Linked DNA regions of Homo sapiens: region 2 is linked to region 1. Evidence: chromatin contacts called from ENCODE Hi-C or POLR2A ChIA-PET data. All regions are on one chromosome and are shown on one strand. The core of a region is the stretch at or near the end of the contact, and the rest is flanking DNA. Distances in the headings are between cores, read along the strand shown. Region 1 holds the start of LOC105374263 (a long non-coding RNA gene). Region 2 overlaps LOC105374264 (a long non-coding RNA gene).

Region 1 (7,921 bases), core at 3,708-6,207:
AATCTGGAGTGAGGGTACTGGAATAAGGAAGACAGAGACGAAAAAGACAGAACAAATAAACATGGGAAGGAAGAGGGAGGAGGTAAGGAGGAAGGGAGGAAGGAAAGAAGAAAGAAAGGAAGAAGAGAAGGAGGGAGGGAGGAAGGCAGGGAAGGAGTAAGGGAGGGAGGGAGAAAAAGGGAAGGAAGGAAGGGAGGAAGGAAAGAAGGAAGGGAGGGAAGATGGAAAGGAGGGAGGGAGAGAAAAGAGAAGGAAAGAAGGAAAGGAGGAGGAAGGTCAGTCATTTAAAATGAGAAAAGAGAACAAAATCAGCTAGGGAGCGGGTGAGAGAAAAGTTTGGAGAGAAAAAAGAGAAGTGGAGAGCCATGAGGACAAGACTCAGGACAACTTGAAATGTGCCAGACCTGCTCAGCTCCGGAAACTTCCTTTTGTAAGCCTGGCACGGGGAAGATCTGTGCACAGAGGAAAATGTGCCAACTCCTGCCCAGGGCCTGTCAGAGGATAGAAACAGATCAATTAACCTGGGTGGGGCTCTCCTGCCAGTGCTCAGGGCCTGGCCAGGCCAGACCAAGCCAAGGACTCTCACGTGATCATTAGGCTATTAAAGGCCATGAGCTGCAGGCTAGAGTCAGCCTTTTATCCTGAGAAAAATCCTCTTCCTGTACCAACATCATTCTGCTGGCCCGGCCACCACCTCTCTGCCAGGCCCAGCTAGGGACACAGTTAGACCAGGCACTTGGCCTTGGAAAACAGACACGTGGGCCACTCTGTGGCCAGCACAGCCTGATGTAACCAATTGGTGGGATAATCTTGGGGCATATTTGTGGATCGAACAACAGGCATTTGGAGCAGAATGTTTCCATAGTTCTTAGACCTGGAACTCCCTCATCATTCAACAGATGAGGAAATGGCAAAGAGAGAATTAGTTGTCTAATAGCAACCACCTAGGTATTGGCAACATTGGGACCAACACTCCAGATCTGTCGTCACTATGCGATAAGATGTATGTATAGCACATGAAGTATTCAGGACAGTGCCTGCCATGAAGTAATGCTCAGTAAATGTTATGGCCATTATCAGAACATACTAGCAATATTGGGACTCTAAGAAGCTCTTAACAACTGGTTTAGTGTGGAAGACGAATTGGAGAAGAGAGAGAACAAAGGTGAGGAGATTCCTGATGGGTCCTCCGAGGCTGGGTTTCCTGCACCTTTTCCCTTTCCCCACTCAAACTCTGTGCCTGCCTCCTGGCAACAGTGTTGATTCACTGTCCACCGTAATGCTGTCCCTGGAGGACAAGAAAATGAGAAGATGTGTTCTCTGACATCAGAGACTGATGACCTATAGGCCGAGATGCTGTAGTCACCCACAAATACCCCCCAAAAATTTGATGTGATAAGCTTCCCAGGTTGAGATTCACTTAATCCATCTGTTGTTTAATGCCTGAAAGTTACCAAGGAAAAGAAACAATTGTTTCATCATTAATTACTGTGTGATTTTTTTTTCCCATATGAATCTCATCTCCTTACCTAGGATAAGAACTCCTTAAAGGAAGAACTGTATCTTAAACTTTTGTATCATCCTCTCCACTAGGACAACTAGAGAGCCGAGGAGCATGTCGCAGGCACTCGATACACACAAAGTGTGAAAAAGTCAAGGGACTGGTTTTTGATGTGATTTAAGGAAATCAGTCCTTTTGTTTTAGATCCACGTGATTCATCTAAAAGTAAATTTCCACGTGATTTCTCTAAAAGTTAATTTCACCTTTGCAAAATGATGAACTGCCCTTAGAACTACCTCTAGGCTAAAATTATGCCACCCTCTCTGCTGTACAAGTTCTTCAGGCATGCTTCATATTCTGCAAGTTGTGAATCTGGGTAGGCAAGAGAGAAATGTCTTGGAAAATGGGATTATAGAAGGTAACAGCCACTGGAAGAATTTGGCCCCAAAGCCGAGGACTTTTCAATCAATATGCATGACTTTTAGAATTCCTATTTTAATCAGAGAAACGGAAATGAAATTCCCAATGTAGCTTTTAGTTAAAAAAATAAATTACAAGTGGTATATGATATTCATGCATACCATTTCCTCTGAAATTCTTTTTAAGAATTGAAGAAAATAACTATATAACATACTGGAAAGAACACTAGCTTAGGAGTTTCATGCCCTAAATTTATCACCTGGTAGCTATGTGATCAAAAGCAGTCAGTTCTTGTCTTACCTCACTTCACTCATATATAGAATAATAGGGCTGATGATATGTAAGCTCCCCAATAATAAATGAGTCTATAATTCCGTGCTTATGTTGAAGACCCATCCATCTATCAACCCATCCATCCTCTCCGCAAATATATATTGAATTCCTGCTTGGGCAATGTCCTTGTCATTCGAGCCCTTCTGCTCTGAGTTGATAGGTTGATGGCATCATCACGCTTCCAAGCACCCAGACTCAGTATCTCTACTCTCTGCCTCCTCGCTTACCCTCCTCACCTCCAACCAATCCCTGATACCTCCTTTTTTTTTTTTTTTTTTGAGACAGAGTCTTGCTCTGTCGCTCAGTCTGGAGTGCAGTGGTGCCATCTCGGCTCACTGTGACCTCTAACTCCCGGGTTCAAGTGATTCTTCTGCCTCAGCCTCCTGTGTAGCTGGGATTACAAGCATGTACCACTGCACCTAGCTAATATTTTTGTATTTTGAGTAGAGACGAGGTATCACCATGTTGGCCATGCTGGTCTTGAACTCCTGATATCAAGTGATCCGCCTTCCTTGGCCTCCCAAAGTGCTGGGATTACAGGCATGAGCCACTGCGTCCAGCCCGATACCTACTCTATCTCTGTTGATCCTCGCCCTTCCATGCCCACTCCACTGCACTTCTTCCAGACTTAACAGTTCTCACTTGAGCTATTGCAAAAAATTCCTAAGAGGTCTCCTAGCCTTAACACTCTTTGTTTCCTATCCACTATACTTACTATGTCTGAAGTTATCTACAATTTCTTATTTTTATCCACATTTTCTGAAGTTTTGTTGAATGACAGGCACTGTGCTGGGCTCTTAAGGAGCTCAGAGTCAAGAGAGGAAGACAGGCATTAATAGACGAGCACAAGATGGTGGAGGAATGATCAGGGTGTTAGGTTTCCTCTTTTCTTCTCTTAAAGCCTTGCTCCTTAATGGTTTCCTCTTTCAGGCTTTTAGTGTCTCACTCATCACATCCTCTTACAGTTTGTTCTCTACCTTGTTCTTGACCAGATGGAGCAACTTGATAGCAGGAATCTCATCAATTCAAGCCATCCTTGTACTCAGAAACATGAGTGCCTCCCTTTTGCTCTCAGAGGGAAGTCCAAACATTGCACTGGGCATTTCAAACCCTTAAAAATTTGATGCTGTTTTCCAATTAACTCTGCTAATAATCCCATACTGAATTCCACCCGTATCTCAAACCCTCTTCTCTCACACCTATTCTACCTCTAAAATCTCACCCTTCAGCGACACAAAGGCTTAGCCACACCCAGTGCTCTCACATTCACTGCCTTTTGTGGGGTAAGCCATTTCCTCTTCTGGGCATGCCCAATACACTTTTTTCCCCTCCTCCTCTGCCTGAAAGACTTGCCTCAAAGATCCTATCCTCTTTTCGTGCTCTAGCTTAAATTCTATCCTTTCTAAGAACCTTTGCCGATAATCAGCTCCACCATGCAGAACTAATGTTCATCTGCTCCTCAATACTTTTTATAATAAATGTTCTAACATTCTCCCTCCACACCTCCCTGCAAGTTGAGGGAGCCAGCTCTGGCCTTGGCCAGCCCAGAAAGGGTCTCCCACAGTGCAGTGGCGGGCTAAAGGGCTCCTCAAGTGCCGCCAAAGTGGGAGCCCAGGCAGAGGAGGCGCCGAGAGTGAGCGAGGGCTGTGAGGGCTGCCAGCGCGCTGTCACCTCTCAACATGTCGTGGTCTATCTTTTGCAGAGGTTTTGTGAACGTTTCTACTTGCTATATTATGAGCTCTGTGGGAGAAGTGCCCATGTCACTTGAATTTTTGGATCCTCTGCAGCACAGAGAGCTTAGTGCCTGACACTTAGGCTAACTCTGTACTGAGCAATTGCCATATGCCAGGTACTGCACAGGCTGTGCGATACTTCATCCTCACAACGGATGATGAAACTGGGCTCAGAGAGTCTAAGTAAACTACTCAAGGCACCAGCAGGTGATACAATCTAGTTTTAAACAAGGGTGCCTCTTAATGAACAGCCTACACCACTTTCCCACAAGGGGCCACAATGCATGCTGAATGGTTTTGTAACCATTTGGAGAAGAGGTTGAAGATGTACTGAACAAGCATTTTCTGATTACCTAGGGAGATTTCTAAAGGTTTTTTTTTTGAGAGTTGGCGTTTGCTTTTATCCCCAAAAACTGAATAGGAATTTGACCAAGAAAAAAAGGTAAGGATATTCTAGTAAGAGAATAAAATTTGAGCTCAGTCTTCCATAGAGTGTAAGGGATTTTTTTTTAAGGGGTAGATGAGAACTATTTACTGATTAATTTCCCCAGTCAGACTGTCAGCAATAGAGGGAAGAAAGCATCTGGGTCTTGCTCAGGGCTGTTTCTCTGTTGCCTATGGCAGAGCCTAATACAGAGCACATGTTGGATAAATATTTTGTCAAAATTAACCTATTCAATAAATACTATCTAAGCAATTCTTGCATGCATATCTTTTAAATTCACTCTTGGCCTGGAATGCTAAACCCTAATTGTCTTAATGAAGGCTTTAAAAGCCCAAACCAAAACTTTTAGACCCTGAAAGTGAAACCTCCAGTCCCTAGAAAGTTCACTGACCAACCCAGTTTCACTGACTGGCTGAGTGAAAAACAAACATTAAACCAACAGAACAAGCTATGAAAATCAAATAAGAAAAAAAAGAAAAAGATTGAAGTTCCAAGAAACTTAGATATTTTCAGTAATGTGCCTTCTGCAAGGAAACTTGAGGGCTTCAATGACGTCAGTTTCATTTCCAGTAGAGAGCTTTTACCTTTTATCTCTTCAAAAAGAGACTAAAAGCCCCTCTGTCCAGCAGCTAGCTGTGTCGTGGGTGTGGGTCTAAAGACATCAAGGGAACTGAGGCAGAATCAACGAGGTTCTTCTCACATTGCATTGGGTTTTTTCACATGTCTTCGTATTTTTTTTTTTCACATCTCCTCATTTTTGTGTGAGAATAAGCTGTAAGCAAGTCTGTGTCAGTGAGCATATTCAGATCACAACATTTATTGAATCAGTGAGTCAGAAAATGGCTCAAAGCTTAGCATGATGAAGTAGAAAATGCATTCTCCTTAGGGCAGGAGAATGGGCCTGTTCTTTCTCCATCATTTATTAGCTGGGTGACCTTGAACAGTCACCTCTTTTCTCTGGGCCTCAGTTTCCCCTTCCAGCTATGACATATTTAGCAGATCCTCCTTATGATAGGAGAAAAATATGCTTGCAAAACATCTATAGTCGGTTTTAGAAATGAGACATTATGAAAAGCTTTCTAAGTGCATGGTGATCTGGGAATTGGAGGTAGGGTTTTTGTTTTGTTTTGTTTTTTGTTTTTCCTCCAACACAGTTTCCCCACCTTGGCACTCTAGACATTTTGGCCTGAATAATTCTTTGTTATTGGGGGTGGGGGTGGTGGCTGCCTTGTGCATTGTAGGATGTTTTGTAAAATCTCTAACCTTTAGTCACTAAATACTAGGGACACCCACTCCCTTCTGTCCAGTTGTGACAACACAAAATGTCTCCAGACATTGTTAAATGTCCACCAGGGGCAAAATTGCCCCCAGTTGAGAAACAGCACCTCTGTTGCATTTTCAACTAAAATTGATGGATTCCTTAAAAGAATGTAGCTGAGACTGGACTTCAGAAGGTATAGTAACCAAACAAAGAGGCTCCCTCCATTTCTGTTGACCTAAAGATGTGGTGTCCCTGGGCGCTCAAGAAAGTTAGAAGTGCATGAAGTCTGGAGGCAGGAAACCACCATCTGAGTTCCTGCATTATCTTTGACGGCCTGTGTGAACTTCATCATGTTGCTTGACCTCTCTGAGCCTCAGGGACCCCATGAATCCAGAGGAAGTAATTCCTCTCCTCCATGAGCCTTCTTTGTGCCATATCCCCTCTTGCACACACACATCACCACAAGGTTGTTAGGAGACCAAAAGTAATTTACGTGAAAGACACTGTAAGCTAAAAGGCACAGAACAAACATGTGGTATCGCTCTGAAGATTTTTCTTTTTCCTGAGAGACCAAAGAAAAGGAACTTTTATTCCAGGATAATTTTTCTGTCAGTCGTGGTGATGGTGACATCGCAGATGCCACCACAGCAGTATTCAAAACAAACAAGGGAGAACATTCTCAGGGAATACGACCATGACACCAGCTGCAAGACTTGATTCCCCTGGGCTATGAGTTAACTTGCATTTCTCCAGTAAGAATGAGTCTCCTCTAAAGAAGGCATCATGGTGTTAAGCAAAGGCAAGACTGTTTTATTTGGCTTTCCACATACCTGGAAGTATATTGGCCCGCTGCTGCCTCTCTTCAGCAAGGCCATCAACCTGGAAGACATCTAAGTGGCTCATGTCTTCAGCAGCTGAGAACTTTAGAACTAAGAGGGGCTTCTGAATGCTGGTGGTTTCCTCAGAGAGGAAGTCAAGGAGCTCTGGTCACAGTCAGACCTAGGGTGAGTGGCCCTCCCAATGCCTCAAGCCAGGCCAAATCAGGCTGGGTCCTCCAGTTTGAAACCCACTCTTGAGTTCTGAGAGTGTTCACATCTAGAGTAACAGCCTGGAAATCAGACTAGATACCAGGTCAGCAGGCTACTGACTATCCAGGAAGCTCAGAAACAAACTAGAATTTTAGATAAGAAAACTCTAGGGTCCAAGTGTCAGGTTTAAGTTAGAAGGAGTAGTATAATTTACACTTGTAAAAGTGGTTTATGGACGACTTTTTCATCCTTTGAGGGTACTATACTATAGCAATCAACGGCTTTCCTTCTGAGCCCTGGATGTATCTCCTGGCCCTGCTCCTGCTAGCTATGTGACTGTGGGCACCCAGTGGGTGTGAAGTAAATATTAGCTGTGCTATTGGGTGCACCGCTTGATCCTCACAGCAACCTCTGGGGCCAGTGGTGCTATCAACTTCACATTGCAGCTATAGAATCTGAAGTTCAGAAAAGTGCATCACTGCACAGCAACCCACTTCCCTTTGCCCTCCTCTTTCTTTCAGCTCACTCTTCTTTTGCTTTCTGCTATCTAAATGCCATCTGTCCCTCGAAGTCTGTTCAAACGCTACCTCCCCAAAGAATTCTGCCTCCAGAGTGGAGTTAATCTCGGCTTCCTCTAAGCCCCATAGCATTTTGCTGGTATCTCTATCACATTGCATACTCACCTGGGCCGTAGTAGGTAAGAAAGGTCCAAGACAAGGACATAACTTATTGCAGAGTGTGACGAAGGACATGGAGAGAAGCAAGGTGAAGAATGCAGAAAGTGTAAAGGAAGGAAAGTTTCCTCCGTGTTTCTCCCATCAGAGAGTCATTATATCCCATGCTATCTTTTAAAGGTATTCCCTGCTTCTCCCACCTGATAGTCATATTGCATCATGACATCTTTGAAAGCACTCACCACTCTCTGGCTCCAGTCAAAGCTAACTCCATATATGCTGTCTCCTATCCAAGACTCAGCATCTTGGTGGGTGGAACAGTTTGGATTCACTTCCGCATGCCCCATAGCACATGGCTCTATGAGGGGCCCAAGGTTGCAGGTGCTTAAAAAATGCATATGGCACTGAACTGAGAAGAGCTTGCTGACAGTGGGTGATGGTGATGGATGACGGAAGATATGATCATGATAACGATGAGGTTATCTGAACCGAAACCTAGCCGCTGAAACCTAGCCGTCACGAAGGG
Region 2 (7,921 bases), core at 3,527-6,026, 50 kb after region 1:
TTCTAGTGCCCACAATATTTCTTAACTTTTTTCCATTTTTTAAAAATGCTGGAATATAATAACAAAAACTGAAAACAATATATTGCTCAATTTGCTCAAATTTCTCTTTAATGGAGAGAAATTTGAGCAAATTTCTCTATTTTCCAGCTGATCTATAGCAGCTAGAAAACAGCTATATAGTTAATTTGGGGATTACTTATACATGAATCTTGTCGCTGGTAATCACGCCAGGTATTTTATTTTCTTCTAGTTTTTTTTTCTATTTTATTGGGATATCACTTAAATTGCATATTTGACATTGTAGTTTTCTAATTCTGACGATTTTCTTTCTTTCTTTCTCTTTCATTCTCCCCTCCCTCCTTCCCTCCTTCCCTTCCTTCCTTCCTTCCTCCCTTCCTTCCTCCCTCCCTTCCTTCCTCCCTCTCTCTTTCTTTCTTCTATGTTCCCTTCCCTTCCTTTCCCTTCCCTTCCCATCCCTTCCTTCCTTTCTTTCCTTCTTTCTTTCTCTCCCAGGCTGGAGTACGGTAGCACAAACACAGCTCACAGCATCTTTGAAACCCTGGCCCCAAGAAACACTCTTGCCTCAGCCTCCTGAGCAGTTGGGACGACAGACACTCACCACCATGCCTAGCTAATTTTTATTTTTACTTATTTTTTTTATAGAAGGAGGTTTTGCTATGTTGCCCGTGCTGGTCTTAAACTCCTGGCCTCAAGACGTCCTCCTTCCCTGGCCTCCCAGAGTGCTGGGATCACAGTCATGAGCCAGAGAACCTGACCTGAAAAACCATTTTCTTTGAATTAAAAAAAGAAAAAAATTATTTAAAAGTGAAAAAGCGAAACTTTGATGTGTTTGGTTATAATATTTTGCTAATAATATTAACAGAAAGCAATAATTCATGCCAAATAACAGGGGATAGTGTAAATTCAAAATTAATTTTTTTCCACCAAAGACTATAATTCAATATTTCTTTGAGGATATTCTACTGTTTTGCTTATTTCTTCTAGTGCATATTCTATCTTGTCTCTATTAAATCAAATTGTTTTAATAGCATTCTCCTTCCTGTGTTCAAGAATGCTTGTCAGATCAAATATGATATATTTTTTTCAAGATGCTCTATCTTTGGGCAGGTCCCCAAAATACTGAATATAATCTTTGAATTTTTCCAAATGTAATTTCAGTTAGCACAATTGAGGCTCATCTTCCAGTAACAAATTTAAATTATGATCCATATATAGTACAAAGAATGCTTCTGGATTTTTGCCTAAAATCTAGCTTCTATACCTTTTTCCTTATCATCCATGTTAGTGTCATTATAGGATTGCTTTTGCCAATCTTTTAAATAAATGACTAAAACTAAAAATTGCTTTTTTTTAGTTCACTGAAATCAAAATCTGTACCTTTACAGGCAGTATAAAACCAGTGATATTAATTTTGATATATTTGTTTTCTTTTTCGGTATAGTTCAGTAATATGCATAACTGTTAGTTGTTCAATGTGACTTTTGCCCCTGGAGCAATCTTGATGAATTGAGTAATGAAAATTCATTTTGTTCCTTTTTAATCTGTCTTACATGTGTGGACCTTTCAACACCACGTTCCACGTAATTCCCACTAGATCCAGAAATTTTCTCTTTTTTTCACCTGAAATGATTGATCCATTAGTGCCACAGAATGCATCATTATGCTTAGCTAAATAGTATTATTATTCTAAAAACTTGATGCTAACATTCAAGCATTTGCTTTGTCTTTGTTGTATATTATCCGACTGCTGCTTTTTTTTTCCATTTTTTTTTCCAGTTTACACTGGCTTTTCTTCATGTAAGTCAATTTGCTTACTCTCATTATTTCTATTTTAAATAATTAGGCAGATCACCTCTTTATTTCTGTTTCTCTTCCAGCTTTCTTCTTTTCTGCAGGCCTTTTGTGTTTTTCTATTTCAATTATCCTCTAGACTTGTTCTGTTTCAATGATCTAAAAATGTGCTGTTCAACACAATGGCCACTAGCTACATGTAGATATACAAATTTAATTTTAAATTGACTAAAAGTAAATAAAAGTTAAATGTCCTCAGTTGCACTAGCCACATTTCGCATAGTCAATAGCCACATATGTCTAGTGGTTACCATTTTGGCAGCACAGGTGAAGAACATTTCTGTGATAAGAAAGTTCTACTGGACAATGCTGATCTAAAAAACAGTATGACAAATTCTAACGGTATTCAAAGTGCCTACAATTTGACTATATTTGTATTAAAAATGCAAATGAAAGTAAATGTAAAAAAATTTAAAAAGTACTTTCTGTATACATTTTCAAAATTATTTCTTCTCTCACGCCTGTAATCCCAGCACTTTGGGAGGCTGAGGTGGGCAGATCACGATGTCAGGAGATCGAGACCATCCTGGCTAATATGGTGAAACCCCGTCTCTACTAAAAATACAAAAAAATTAGCCAGGCCTGGTGGGGGGTGCCTGTAGTCCCAGCTACTCGGGAGGCTGAGGCAGGAGAATGGCGTGAACCCAGGAGGCGGAGGTTGCAATGAGCTGAGATCGCAGAACTGCCCTTCAGCCTGGGCAACAGAGCGAGACTCTGTCTCAAAAAAAAAAAAAAAAAACTTTAAATATTAAAAATTATTAGTTAAAATTCAAAAGAAAACTATAATTAAATGATAATATATCTCAACATTTTAAATCAAAATTATTTAGGTAAAGCTAATTCTTTTAATTTTTTGGAATTTTAATTCTGTCTTATTTAATCATTTCTTTAAGAACATTAAACTACTAATAATGCCAGCCTTTAATAGCCAATTAGTTGAAAATATTATGAATCTGTATCATATTTGTCACACAGATTATGTCTCAACCTACAAATACACAAATTTAAGAATAATATGAATTATTTCACTTTGCAAACTATCCCTCAACTGCCATAAGTAACATGGCAAATTCATGCTAACTGGTGACTACCTTCAGAGTCATGGATTACAACATAAAGAGAAGCAAGCAAATGGACACTCAGCACTACTTTGTTATCAAGAATCTATTACATTTATGCTGAGAGGAAGGATTTAACAAGTGAATTAATTGTTTTATTTCTCTTACCTAAGTGCTTTAACCATTCAAATATTTTTTTGTACTTCAAAGCATTATCCATCTCCAAGTCCGTAATTGTACAACTCCCATCTCCAAAGTCCATAATAGCACAACTCTCAAACATTCACAGCGTCTAGACACATTCGCCTTTTGTTTCAACGACACAGGGCAAAATATCTGTAGATCTGGGGGCCTCAACGGTTTTTGTCACAAAAACGGATGTTTGAGATTATGGGTCCAGCTACGCCAGCTATGAGTACTGGATCCTGAACGATAGACATGCCCACACCCTCTTTTTCAGGTTTATTTGCTATTTTGTCTGTGGTACATGGTGGCATTTACCTTCAGAAACAAAGTATGTGGCCCAAGGTAAGGGAGCCTCTTGCCCACATCTTAGTGCCACATTATCAAAAGACACATGATGTGTTAAGCTGGTAACAGGGCTAAAAAACGCCAATTGGAAGGTCTATCACATACGCAATTTACAAAACACTTCCGTGTGCTATGAATCAGGTGTTGTGTAACACGGCAAATTTATGCTAACTGGTGACTTGCATGGTGTTGCCCTTGATTTACCTCCCCAAGAAAACCCAATAAGGAAGGCATGATTACCCTGCAATCTCATTTTACAAAGGCAAACTGAGGCTTTGGAGGAGTTCAGTCACTGGCTCAATATAACATTGCTGATAACAGGCAGAGGCAAGGTTCAAACCAGGGGTGTCTGAAGCCAGTCAAAACCGGGACTCTGAAGCCAAAGCCCTTTGTGTAACCACTCTACAGTTCCACTTCACTTGGATGGCTGAGCTGTGGGTGGGAGAGTCTCTGGGTCCCCGGAGTCAGTCATCTGAGTGTGTGCTCTTCCTGGGAAGAGGCTGATGCTGAAAGCTACCTTATTTAATGGCTGAGAAAAGTAGAACTGATGGTTGAGGAGAGGAGACCTGAGAGTGTGTCCCCAGCAGGAAGACAACTGGAGGAAGTGTTGCTGCCGCCACTGCCTTATAGATTTACTCTCATCTCCTGTGCCCCAGAATCTCCAGTGGTGCCCTGATGCCATCAGGGCAGGCCATATTCCAGGCATCTTGTTAAGGACACCCTTGATTTTGCCCCTATCAACATATTCAGCCATATCTCTTCATTCCCACCTACCCCAGCATAGCCCCAATTTTAGTATCAATGAACTCCACATTCTCAGAAAGCAATATGCTCTTTCATCCTTCCTGCCTTTGAATATGCTCTTCCTCTGCCTAGAATGACCTCTTTGCTCCTCTTGTCTGGAGAAACCTCACTCATCCTTAAAGTTATAATTCAAATGTCACCTCCTTTGTCACTTGTTCCTAGAGTCCTCCAGGGAGTTGGTCACTTCCTTCTCTGAGATCTCTAGAACTTTGTTCGGACCTCAGTTAGAGACTTGTCATCCCAGCAAAACTATGATATTTGCCCATATGGCCACTTTCTCACTAGACAGTAAGCTCCTCCCGGACAGACAGGGGCTATTTCATATTGCTCTCTGCTTCCTCTCAGCCCCATCCTATGTTCCAAGCACAATCCCTAAAACATAGCAGGCTCTTAATAACTGTGGAATGTTGAGCGAATAAACAAATAAAAGCCAAGAGAAGATGACCTTGAGGCTTGGTTTCCTGGGAGGAGACTCCGCCTTTCGTACCCACAGACTCCTTTGAGCAATATCCCATCCATGGCATTGAGCCACCATCTGGGGCCATTGCACCAGTAGAAGCTCAGGGTGGGGCTGGTGTGAAAACAAACAGGCAAGACAACAACAAGGGTGTGTTGAAACCTTTAAACGTTCTATTCCTTGGTGTTCAAACTTGCCAAGCATACTAGGTCAGGTGGGTTCTTATTCCAGTACTCTGAGAGAATTGATCATAGGCACTAAGCTTTCACATTGGGTCAAGGAGCAAGGGAGAAACAAAGGAGATGTGAAATTGGCTTCCTTGTTCTGCTTTTCTCTTTGTGTGTGTATTTGTCTTTCCAAACAGAAGAAACCCTGACCTTCCCCTGCTTTAATTACCTAATTATTTTGACACCTTGGGCTGTTGCATCACCCCCACACAGTGTTTTGTCAAGGACACCACATTGGGTGTATCTAGGCTTAGGGAGAAGCAATTGACAAGAAACAAGTTCTGACAGCCAGGGAAATGTTGGGCAGAGGAAGAGATCTAGGGGAAGGAGGAGAGGGGTGGGGGAAGGAAGAAAGAGGAAACGTTTGGTATGCTGGGAAATGAGTATCTTGGGGAAGGTGGCAGCAAGGTTGGCAAAATTGGGTGTCTCTGCTTGGAAGGTTTCCCAGATTGGGTTTCAGGGAAGATTGTGTCCAAGCCAGAAAACTAGTGTGCTATAGGTCCCTAAAAAGGATGAAATACAGGAACTCAGGCTGTCATTCCAGGGACTACATCTAACTGAGAAAATTTCTTCACCCTGGACCTCGGTTTCCTCTCCTTAGAAACAAGGCAAGGCTTAGTATTTTTCTCCCAAGCACAAAAATGTTTTTACTCAAATAGTTTGGAGATATACACGGAAGAAATAATCAAAACAGTCATAAAGTCCTTCACAAACCATATTCTTCAAACAGTTAACGCTGAGGATTCTGAAAACTAACATGGGCAAGCTGAATATTTGTCAAAATTGTGAAACACGGCCCCAGCAAAGCACAGAAAGCTCTTCAATTCTAACCTCCAAGTATTGTGTATGGAGGAACCAAAAAAGCAGATGATACAGAGAAGCTGAAAGCCCGAAGGTCTGGAAACCTAAGGACAAAGCAGTGTGGTTCAGTGGTATGGTCCTGGGCTGAGACTCAGGAGACCTGGGTTTTAGACCAACTCAGCATTTACAACTTTACATCTGCCAGTCTAGATCTGTCATCTGCACAATAAAAGAATGAATCTCTGTGGGGTTCACACTCTTCAGGGTAGGAGTGAGGGGTTGTGCAGCAAGGTACCGAAGGCCACAGTTAAGTATGATGAATCTTCCTAGAACATCAATTTTACCTGGTGGCAAACACTTTAAGGCATTATTTTTCATTCAAAAATGAATTCACTTCCTCAACCAATAAGTATTGAGCAATGCTCTATGCCAGATGCTCTTTTAATATGAAAGTAAACATGGATATTTTATTATGGTTAATATCAATAATTTATATGAACTAAGGCAGACAAGGGTCTCTCAAATTATTTTTCATATGCAGTGATACTTCTTGTTGTGCCCATTTACTCTCACTTCCAATCAAATCATACTTTGTCCTCTTTTGGCCCTGGATACACTCCAATGGATAGGAGTGCAAGTGGTCTCACTATCCCTTCCAGCAGACAGAGCTTATACTGTCAGGGCCACATGAAATTAAGCAAATCTTTGTTGTGACAACAGGCTGAATTTTTATATCTACCAGACAAAAGTAAGGAAAGGGACCTAACTTTTAATACACATCACAAACTGCATACAGGTAATAAATGTATCAGCCTTTTTAAAGCAATTTTATGTGATCTACACAATCATCAACCTGTAAGTAAGTATCTTTGCATCCATTTGAAAACTCAGAAGACCAAGCAGAGGTACAAAGAGGTTTTGAGATTTGTCCAAAGTCTCACTGTCAATAACTGAGAGAGACAAGATGTCATGCTGCCTTGATCTGGCTCCAAAGCCAATCCCCTTCTCACTCTGACGCCATCCTCAGAAGATGGTGGTGATGGTGTCACTTTTTCCCTTGATATCTCTCTCTGTCTCACAGCACAACATCATAGTGTAAACTCAAGTGCTAAGGACACAGTATTAGAGAGCAAGTGCACCTGCCTCAATTGATCCATAGGGCCACAGAATATCAGGGTTGAACAGGATTGTAGAGATTGCCCACTATCTTTGTTTGCATAGATGAACCTGGGACCTAGGCTATCAAAAGAACATTCGTAAAAAGAGGTTCTGATGTTGGCAAGACCTTATATCAAGGCCCAGCACTGCCAAGTATCTCCGGGACTCCAGAGTCCTTTAACCTCCCCAAGACTCATTTTCCTTCTCTGGAAAATGGGAACAAAATGGGGAAATACTGCTGCATGCAGAGGTTTATTGTGAAGCCTATATAAAACCATGTACAGGAAGGATTTTCTAAACTCTAAAGTGCCACATACACATGTCTATGACTCATATAAGGTCTCCTAGCACAGACCCAGTACTTAGATACTGGCATCCTGACTTCTAGTTAAATATTCTTTCCATTACCGCACAGTGCTAGAGATCCTTTGCTTTGCTTCAGGGAGCTGCAGCCACTGCACTGTCATGCAGGACAGACTCTCAACCACTTCACAAAGGAGTAGATGAGTGTGCACTTTTTCCTTTAAGGCAAGGCTGTCTAATGGTATGCACTTTCATAAACAAAGAAAATGGAGCAAGCAGCTCATGGTCTATTACCACCCCAAGATGCTCCCTGGAGGAGGAAAGCACACCACATTACAAACAGCATTGAGTGCCTGTAGTGAGCCGGGCACTGTACTGAGGCCAGTAAAGTCCAAGGTCCCTGCCCTCCAGGAGCAAGCCCAGGCACAGGGAGTTTCTGAAGAGAAGTGAATCATTCAGGGATGGTCCCTTTGGTATGACATGCACCAGGGCCAAGTTTAAATTACTAAAACTTCAAACCTGTAAACAGTGGGAACGTCTAGTTCCCCCACCCCCACCGCACCCGACCCCACCCCCCACATTTCTCCCCAGGCCTTCCCTTCTGAATCTACAAGGAGAGTGCCATGTGCAGAACACTCTGCACAGACAGGCCAGACATCCCACAAGGCCCCTGGTTTCTCTGGGCTCTCAGTCTCCTAAGTTCCCTCAGT

The links. A loop is a pair of places that touch in the nucleus more often than their neighbours do. ChIA-PET counts read pairs that join two places held with the same protein, here RNA polymerase II (POLR2A). Pooled maps may share reads with other maps.
Region 2: POLR2A ChIA-PET joins it to region 1 with 10 read pairs in activated CD4-positive, alpha-beta T cell. The contact joins two enhancer-like sites. A Hi-C loop is called at or near these places in 2 of 168 maps with a recorded cell type or tissue (HepG2 and left cardiac atrium) and 1 of 50 pooled maps. POLR2A ChIA-PET finds 5 or more read pairs at or near these places in 6 of 52 experiments (A673, MCF 10A, activated CD4-positive, alpha-beta T cell and 1 more).

The regions. Positions count from the first base shown.
Region 1 is chr3:187,795,199-187,803,119 of GRCh38, forward strand. LOC105374263 (a long non-coding RNA gene) reads right to left here and starts at 491. Exons shown (of 3, transcript XR_924812.2): 1 at 405-491. RefSeq lists an enhancer at 7,908-7,921. Within about 2 kb of position 4,958, at least 3 of the 41 ENCODE cell types and tissues checked have a DNase peak (open chromatin) inside an H3K27ac peak, as active enhancers do.
Region 2 is chr3:187,845,620-187,853,540 of GRCh38, forward strand. All of the region lies in intron 2 of LOC105374264 (a long non-coding RNA gene), which reads right to left. Among named protein-coding and RNA genes, the nearest start is that of BCL6, 100 kb to the left of the region's middle. Within about 2 kb of position 4,777, at least 4 of the 41 ENCODE cell types and tissues checked have a DNase peak (open chromatin) inside an H3K27ac peak, as active enhancers do.